Linked DNA regions of Homo sapiens: region 1 is linked to region 2. The links are chromatin contacts, found by Hi-C or POLR2A ChIA-PET in ENCODE. All regions are on one chromosome and are shown on one strand. Each heading gives the region's core, a stretch centred on a gene start or an enhancer-like site at or near the end of the contact. The rest is flanking DNA. Distances are from core to core; before and after follow the strand shown. Region 1 holds the start of PHTF1 (putative homeodomain transcription factor 1). Region 2 overlaps MAGI3 (membrane associated guanylate kinase, WW and PDZ domain containing 3).

The links. Hi-C counts contacts between places; a loop is a spot of excess contacts on that map. ChIA-PET counts read pairs that join two places held with the same protein, here RNA polymerase II (POLR2A).
Region 1: a loop to region 2 is called in a map of chondrocyte, with 2.2 times the contacts of the local background. The contact joins the promoter of PHTF1 here to the enhancer-like site in region 2. A Hi-C loop is called at or near these places in 1 of 168 maps with a recorded cell type or tissue (chondrocyte). POLR2A ChIA-PET finds 5 or more read pairs at or near these places in 2 of 52 experiments (Panc1 and WTC11).

What each region holds. Positions count from the first base shown.
Region 1 is chr1:113,756,673-113,761,172 of GRCh38, forward strand. PHTF1 (putative homeodomain transcription factor 1) reads right to left here and starts at 2,814. Exons shown (of 19, transcript NM_001323043.2): 1 at 2,351-2,814; 2 at 1,987-2,061; 3 at 1,027-1,083. The coding sequence starts at 2,031. RefSeq lists enhancers at 1-408, 2,687-3,266 and silencers at 1,454-1,583, 2,217-2,536.
Region 2 is chr1:113,455,448-113,459,929 of GRCh38, forward strand. The region is part of intron 1 of MAGI3 (membrane associated guanylate kinase, WW and PDZ domain containing 3); the gene reads left to right. Among named protein-coding and RNA genes, the nearest start is that of MAGI3, 67 kb to the left of the region's middle. Within about 2 kb of position 1,749, at least 6 of the 41 ENCODE cell types and tissues checked have a DNase peak (open chromatin) inside an H3K27ac peak, as active enhancers do; they include Panc1, where a contact is called at or near this core.

The DNA of each region.
Region 1 (4,500 bases), core at 1,564-4,063, 300 kb after region 2:
AGCATCCCCAAATGGCTTAACCCCACAACTCTGACTTTGGAATATCAGAAGATAATTTAACCCTCTCCTCCCCTATTATAAGTTAATAAACTGGCATTCTGAATTATATAACAGTTTTTGGTCACTTGGTTAGTATAAAATAAGAATCCTCTCAGTTCTAAGAGCTGTGTAGAAAAAAGTTTAAGAACCTGAAAAACTTAAAACCATACTCTAGGCCGGGCGCGGTGGCTCACGCCTGTAATCCCAGCACTTTGGGAGTCGGAGGTGAGCAGATCACAAGGTCAGGAGATCGAGACCATCCTGGCTAACACAGTGAAACCCCGTCTCTACTAAAAATACAAAAAATTAGCCGGGCGTGGTGGTGGGCGCCTGTAGTCCCAGCTACTCTGGAGGTTGAGGCAGGAAAATGGCGTGAACCCAGGAGGCGGAGCTTGCAGTGGGCCAAGATCACGCCACTGCACTCCAGCCTGGACGACAGAGTGAGACTCTGTCTCAAAAACAAAACAAAACAAAAAAACAAACAAAAACACATACTCTAAGCCAGTGATTGAATAAAATGGGGGACCATAGGCTGGATTCAGGCCACAAATGGATTTTATTTGGCTTGCAAAGGAGGAGGAGGAAGAGAAGGAAGAGTCTCTTAAAAATCCGACACAAAATGCACAATATATTTCATATAAAAATGTGTATTTCCAGCTTCTCTTGAAAAATCTGAAACTCTGGCAATATTTGGACCTGCACTGCCAAGTGGTAAAAACTAGCCAGAGCTAAGTAACCCCAGCCCTATTTATATGGGACATTTGCTCTCTAATTCATCATAGAACAACTCACTCCTTTCTGTTTTCCTGATAGTGAGGCCAAAAATCAAGTGTCACTTCTCATTATGCTTGCACTGCTTTTCTTATAACCTTCAAAGATTAAAGAATGCCATACTGGTAGTTAAATGCAGAGTTTACCAGGTAAGTACAATTCCACTCTTCATATTAATGCAGTGAAACATAGGCGGAATCAAAGAAATCAATTTACCTTAATCTGAGTCTGTTCGATTGACTTTTCCCATATCTGCTGATCGTAGGCTCCAATCTGAAAGAGGGAGTAGTCTATTAGTTAAACGATGCAAAGGAAATCCTTACATTATTAAGTCAAGCCTCATAAAAGTCATGAGCCTATTAAGTATCAATATGCTATGTGGAAAATATGCTTCTCAAAAGTTAGAATAAATCAATACTTCGAAGGACTGTTTCCTTCAAAAATCTAAAATAGCTGGACCTAAAAGTAAGTTCAAAAGCAATGCCCAAAATATTTCAAATTAATATTACCTTAAAAGATATTTCCACTTCTTGGGCGGGCATGGTGGCTCACGCCTGTAGTTTGAGACCAGCCTGACCAACATGGTGAAACCCCGTCCCTACTAAAAATACAAAAAATTAGCCGGGCGTGGTGGTGGGCGCCTGTGATCCCAGCTACTCCAGAGGCTGAGCCCGGGAGGCGGAGCTTGCAGTGAGCCGAGGTCGCGCCATCGCCCTCCAGCCTGGGCAACAAGAGCGAAACTCCGTCTCAAAAAAAAAAAAAAAAAAAAAAAATCCACTTCTTAAGGAAAAGAGCACTAGAAAAACTAGAGAGGAATAAAAGATAAGGAACAGCTCAATAAGATTGTTGATAGTATCAATCTGAGCTGTGCACATACAGGTTTCATGTCTTTTTTGTTTTTAAGCAGTTTGATCAGAAGCAAACTTTCAAAGCATTGCGGTGGCATTGTGTATGCAGCCTGAAGGAGGTGGCTTGTAAACCTTATTCTGGGACCTGGAACCGGGTTTAAAAGACATAATGACCTTGTACATCTTTTTTTTTTTTTTTTCATTTATGTTGAAGTATACATGAACACCTGGCACTACTAAACTCGGGGGAAAGTAACATTATATTATTTGTGGGAGCTTTTTGCAGGAAGAATGCTTTACAAATAAAAAAAATATATATATGTATTACCTTCTTTTGGTACCACGATATAGCATCTCTCTCATTTGAGGCCATCTGTGTCTCCAGCCAGAGAATGGGATTTCACTGAAAATGAAGGAAAACCAATCGGTGAGTCCAGCTGCTGAAGGTTACTCTCCCAGTTTGGGTAGGACGCGAAAACCGCTTCTCTCAGCCTCTCCATGAGCTGCTCTTTCTCCAGCTGTTTGCCAGGGAAAACACAACAAACAAACAAAAAAAAACTGGCGCAGCGGCGACCGGAGAAGCCTCTGCAATATATCGGGCGAGCGTGTTCGTGGGTGCGGGGGAGGGGCAGGGGCCGCCGCTGGAGTCGCCCGGCACCCGCCTCCTTCGCTCGCCCGCGTCCGGCTCTCACCTAGTGCCCGTTGCCCCGCGGGCCGGCGCCCGGGACCTCCGTCCTCAGTGCCCGGGGTCCCACCGTGAGGCCGGGGGCGAGGCGGCGGGCCAGGCAGGCCGCATCTTCCCCTCCAGGCGGAGACGCCGGAGAGGCCGTTACCATGGAGACCGCGGAGGCCGCCCCAGCTTCGGAGGCAGCCGGCCGCCCAGCGCCCTGAGGGCGGCAAATCGATCGCCGGTCAGAGGCCGCCTACAGGGTCACGGACTGACCAGAAAATAAGCAGAGAATGAACTGGAAAATGAGGGGGATTAAAAGTGAAGGCCTCCAGTCGCCACGGCGACAGCAAAAGGCTTTGTGCCCAGCTGGAAAAGACAGGTGCAAAGGCCCCGGACCCCGAGAGCCCGGGAGCCCGGGAGGAGGAGGCGGCGGCAGCGGCGCTCGTCTTCTGCGGGCCGCGCCGGGATGCAGTGACTCAGCCGTCTGAGATCTGGGCTAGAGCCGCTCAGCCGACCACCGGGCAGCAGCCTTCGGCTTCCGCTTTCCGGCTTTCGCCGCCGAGGTGGCTCCGCCCCTGGCCCGGGGCCTTCCCGCCCAGCCTTGGTCCAGGCTCCGGGTCCGAGGGCCTGGGGAGTCGCGCGGCATATCGATGGCCAAGAGCAGCTCCCTCAGATCACCCTTCAGGCCTCAGCTTAAAAGTCACTTCCTCACAAACGACTCTCCCATCCAGCGGTCTAAAGGAGGTCGGTCCTGATACTCTAGTAGCTCACGTCTTTGTGGCACTCATTTTCGTGTTTCATGGCTTAATCTCTGTTCCCCAGTGGGCTGTGGGCTCCATGAGGTCAGAGACTGGGGCCTGGCACAAGCCTGGCACTTAGGTTCCCAATGTTTGTTGAGCGAACGAATCAATGTTTGCGTGAATTTACGCTGCCCTGGGAGGAAGGGCCAGGCTGCGGCTTAGTGACTCCCTTCCTCTCCCGCCCCTCAGCAGCTCTGGGTCTGGAGCTTTCTAGTGCTCAAAGGTGTAGGGGGAAAAGAGGAACAAGTATTGGGCAGTCACAGCTTTTTCCAAATTAGGGTAAAGTTAGGTGGCGGCAGGAACAGGTTAATTAGGGCCGATAGAGGTCAGGAGAAAGGAAAGAAAGGTTGAACCCTCAAGTGAATATTTAAGGATACGTTAAAAGGATTTTTAGGCTGCTTTTTTTTTTTTTTTTTTTTTGGCCATTAATGGAACACTGTCCCCTTACAGCCATTCTCCCCACCTTATTTGAAGCCGTGTTCTTGCTAGCCCACAGCGTGTAGCATCTGGGTCAGAGAAAGCTAATGACAGATGATAGCTTCACTTAAGAAAGCCTAAGAGGCGCTGTACTCAATGTTTTGCAGACATTATTTCTTCTTATCTATTGAGTGGGCACCAGGTGGAAGTTATCCCATTTCACGGATGAGGAAAATCGACTAAGCTAAAATAACTCCCACAGGACTAAGTTTTACAAATTACTTCACCCAGCCTGGGCGCAGTGGCTCACGCCTGCAATCTGGGCGCTTTGGGAGGCCTGAGGCGGAAATGTAGCTTGAGCACAGGAGTTTGAGACCAGCCTTAGCAACATGGCCAGACCCCGTCTCTTAAAAAAAAAAAATTAGCCGGGGGTGGTGGCGCGCACCTGTAGTCCCAGCTACTTCGAAGACTGAGGCAGGAGGATCGTCTGAGTCCACGAGTTCGAGGCTGTAGTGAGCTATGATTGCACCACTGCACTTCGGCCTAGGCAACAGAGACCTGTCTCAAATAAAGTAAAAATTATTTTACCCTTATTTTTATATTGCACACATTGGCAGTGGTTTCCTTCTGCTTTTGCTCCTTGACAGCTTTTCCTTTCCTTAGTGCTAAACATTACAATTCTGTTGAGCTTCAAGACAAATGGCCAACTTGAAAAAAGAGATAAATGACAAGTGAAAAACGTCGAATTTTGCACACGTAAATATTTAACCTCAATTACATTAATAGCAAAAGTACTTTACTTCACTGTTTGGCACACAGATTTTCAGGGAGTGTCTGGAGGAACTGAATCAGGTAAGAAGTATTAGAGAATAGTGGTAAGTAGTAAACCATTTTTCAGGTGCCCTGTTGGAAACTATTCAGTGCTTCCTGCGGCTACCAGCGAACAAGGTCTGAA
Region 2 (4,482 bases), core at 499-2,998:
AGATACTTTCAACTTGTCTTCCAGTCCTCCCTGATCTGACCTGTTTCTTGCCATCCAGGCCTTGCATTCTTTTCCCTTGGGCTCCTGCACTCTGGCCATATTGATCTTCTTTCTGTTCATCTAATACTGTTCTCTTTTGCACCAGGACCTTTGCACGTCCTGTTTGTTTTGTGTGTTTTGAACACTTAATTTCTATTAATCCTTAGATTTCTACTCAAGTTTCATGTCATGGGGAAACTGAACCTTACTCTTCACAGACTAGGTTTGGGTCCCTGTGCCATCTGCTCTCATAGCTCCTTATACTTTGTTTTCATACTTAACACTATTAACAATTATTTCTGGGTATTTATGTCTCTTTCTCCCCAAGTATATCATAATTTCTTTGATGGTAGAATTGATGGCTGTTTTGCTTATTCTTGCCTAGCACAGAGAGAGGTACTCAGTATTTTCTGATTAAATAAGGACTTGCATAGTCAAATAACCTCTTCCGTTTTTTCTTTTTTCTCTCTCTTTTTTTTTTGGAGATGGAGTCTTGCTCTGTCGCCCAGGCTGGAGTGCAGTGGCATGATCTCGGCTCATTGCAAGCTCTGCCTCCCGGGTTCACGCCATTCTCCTGCCTCAGCCTCCCGAGTAGCTGGGACTACAGGCGCCCGCCACCACGCCCGGCTAATTTTTTTTTTTTTTTTTTTTTGTATTTTTAGTAGAGACAGGATTTCACCATGTTAACCAGGATGTTCTTGATCTCCTGACCTCGTGATCCGCCCACCTCAGCCTCCCAAAGTGCTGGGATTACAGGCGTGAGCCACCACGCCCGGCCCCATTTTTTCTTTAATAGTGAGATTTAGAAACCCATCCTCTCTCTCTCTCCCTCTCAAACATAAAAAACAACCTAAGTTGTTTCACAGACACATTCTTGTAAGCTTTCTAGGAAATAATTTTCTATATCCAACTGTTTTGTAACATACCCATATACATATAGAAAGCTATCCAGTTCATTTTATTTCAATCTCAAATTTGATAAAGTACCAAAAAGTAGTAATACAGACCTAGTTCAGTCATGAATATGGATGGGAAAAGTCAATATAAAATTCTAGCAAATCAGATTCAGCAGGATATTAAAAGAACATTTCATAACATAAGTTATACATTGAATTTAAAAAGTAGGTGAATATTAGATTAAAAATGAAAAACCACATGGTGATCTTAATGCCACAAAAGAGTTTGATAAAACTCAATATTCATTCTTTATAAAAGTATTTAATGGTTTGGATGAAGACTTCTTCAGTTAAAGAAAAACAAAGAAGAATTTCTGTCCAAACCAATATCCCAGTATCTTGCTATATAATGAAATGATAGAGTCATTTCTATGAAAATAGGATAAAATAAAGAGGCTTGCGGATACAGCCTTTTTTTTTTTTTTCCAAGTTCTAGACAATGCAATAAAACATAACAGAAATTAGAAGCAGGGCTTTTGGAAAAAAGGAGATACAGTTCCCATTTATTTGCAGGCCGATTGGTTATATCTAGAAACCAAAGAGAAAATTAAAAACTTTTGGAATTAGTAAGAATAGGTATGAATTAATATGAGAGTTGAGTTGGATACACATGTTTTTGAGCTGATTCATGCAAAGGCTTTCCAAGCTCCTTTGTGTTTTACTAGGTTGTGTTTGCTTAAAGTTGGCTCGCTAGTACGCAGTCATGAGTCAGGGGAAGAGAAGGAGCCTGACTGGCTCCTATATTGTTCTGAGTCATATTTCTTTTTTTCAGTGGAATTAAACCAACATGATTGTTGAAAGAGATCAAAATTTGGCAGGTTTTCATTTGCTTGATATCTGTAAACAGACTTTTCTTTCAGGAAAGGAATTTGGAGGAGGGCAGAGCCATCATTATCTCTTTTTTACAAATCTACAATTTCCCATTTGACCCTTACAATTAATCTGAAAGTCAATTTGTGTTTGAGATTATACGACAGTAACAGGTTGATAAGCAGACATTTCTATGTCTTATTCGATAAGAAATACTGAATTAAGTTGGAGAATGGAGGTCATGTGCTGCCCCGTACATTTCTCATCTTGTCCTCAGCAAGGACTATATGGTAATTTTCATAGATTTTGTCAATTAAATGACCGATATTTGAGTACCTTTTAAGTGCTAGTTCCTGTTCTTGGTGGTAGGATTGCAGTGGTGAAGAAGATATATTCTGTTCTTAAGAGGATTACATTGCAGAGGGGATAGATAGATAATAAGCTGTGTATAAATAAGATAAATTTAATTATAAATAATACTGATAAATATAGAGAAGATAAAATAGGTATTGACCAATTATGAATGGCATACTGTATGGCAAGAGCTTTTTAGATGGAGTCAAAGAAGTCTTTGCTGAAAAGGTGACATTTGAATTGAGTCATGAAGGATGAGGAAGAGGAAGCCATGAGGGCACCTGTTCTAAGAGCATTTCCCAGCATAAAGAACTATGTGGTGACAATAAATTCAGGGACAGAAAGGAGGCCAATGTGGCTGAAGAACAGTGAACTAAGTGGGAGAGTAAGAAGAGGTAATGCTGGAGAAGTAGCCAAAAACCAGGTCACGTAGGAACTTGTGGGCCATAAGAAGGAGTTTGGATTTTTGGAAATGTGTTGGAAAACCTTTAGATTGTTTGTTTGTTTTTCAAAGTGAGATGTTTATGATCTGTGTGGAAGACAGACAAGAAGAAAACAAAAGTGGAAGTAGAAAGACCAGGTAGGACATCGTTGCTTGTGCTGGTGGCTTGGGTCCAGGTGGGTGCAATGGAGATTCAGGGCAGCAAGTAGAATTTGACTGATGGATTGGAGTGGTATGAAAGAAAGAGTCAAGGATGGCCCTAATTTTTTGATCTGAATAATAAAGTGTATAATGAATGCTGTTTGCTGAAATGGGCAACTCTTGAGATTGGAAGTGAAGCTATGAGTTGAGAGCACTTTCTCTGTTTTGGCTGTGTTAACTCTCAGTATCCCCCGGAAGTCATTATTATCATTTGCCATCTGAATCCATTATACCCTGTTTACTTTCAATTTTTATGTTTTTTACTTTTATATTTTTTTGGAGACAGTATCTCACTCTGTTGCCCAGACTGGAATGCAGTGGCATGATCATAGCTCCCTGCAGCCTTGAACTCTTGGGCTCAAGTAATCCTTCCACCCCAGGCTCCCAGGTAGCAGCTAGGACTACAAGAGTGTGCCACTGCACCCAGCTAGTTTTAAATTTTTTTATTGTTTTGTGGATACGAGGTCTTACTATGTTGCCTAGGCTGGAATGCAGTGGCACAATTATAGCTCACTGCAGCCTTGAACTCCTGGGCTCAAGTGAACTTCCTGCCTTGGCCTCCCAAAGTGCAGATATTACAGGTGTGAGCCACTGTGCCTGTTCATTTTCTAAGTTATTTTATAAATAATTAACACAAGTAAACAATGAAAAACAACCTTATTAGAAACTTTAATAAGAATTTAACCATAGCAAACCCAATTTTTTTTATCCTGTAAGTTCCTGGTTTTGAAGACACATACATATTCAAAATGAGAAAAAGTCCTTTGAATATAATCATCAATTGCTATATACAAACCTGTAACATATACATTATATAAATACTGATTTCCAGATTTAAAATGAATCTCTTAATATGTTCTGGGTTTATCATTACTTCTGGTTTTTGCATTTTATTGTCAAAAGGCAGTATTTTTGAAAACTTTGATGGCTAAGATTTTGTTGAAGAAAGGATAAACACTTTCAATTGAAAAGTATTTTTGTTTTTTAGATTTATCAACTAATGAGAATGATCGATTTAATGAAATTTGTTATTTCTACATCAGTTATTTTTTCTCCACACTTTTTATATAGATACTTATCATCAGCATTTGTCTACCTATGAACTTCATCAAGTAAATTTAGCTTCATAAACATCATAAAAAGATCAATGAATACTACCACATATTCTTTTAACTAAATGGGATGGTCTAGGATCTTGTAACATATTGCACAATGAAGTTTCCTGTTGAATGACTGTCTGGCTAAAAGTACTTCTTGTCCTTAAAAATCATATTGTACATTCATTCCTTCTTAAGTTTCAGAAAATTTATCTAGGATATCATCATCTGAAGATTCATAACCTGAGATTTCACTACTACCTGCCTCTTTACATTCACCATCTAATAACTGTGAAATATCTTTCTTTGTCAGTTTTCTTCTCTTTGCCATTATGGGTAGAAAATGAAATATTCTGAATTTTCAACCGTGTTTACTGAAACCCTCAAAAATACAAAGATAGGATTTCCAGCCTTCTTTTCAAAAGATGAGACAATACCACCAACCAAAAAAAGCCTGGGACCTGATGGATTCACAGCCAGATTCTACCAGATGTACAAACAAGAGCTGGCACCATTCCTACAGAAACTATTCCAAAAAACTGAAGAGAAAGGACTCCTCCACAACTTATTCTATGAGGCCAGC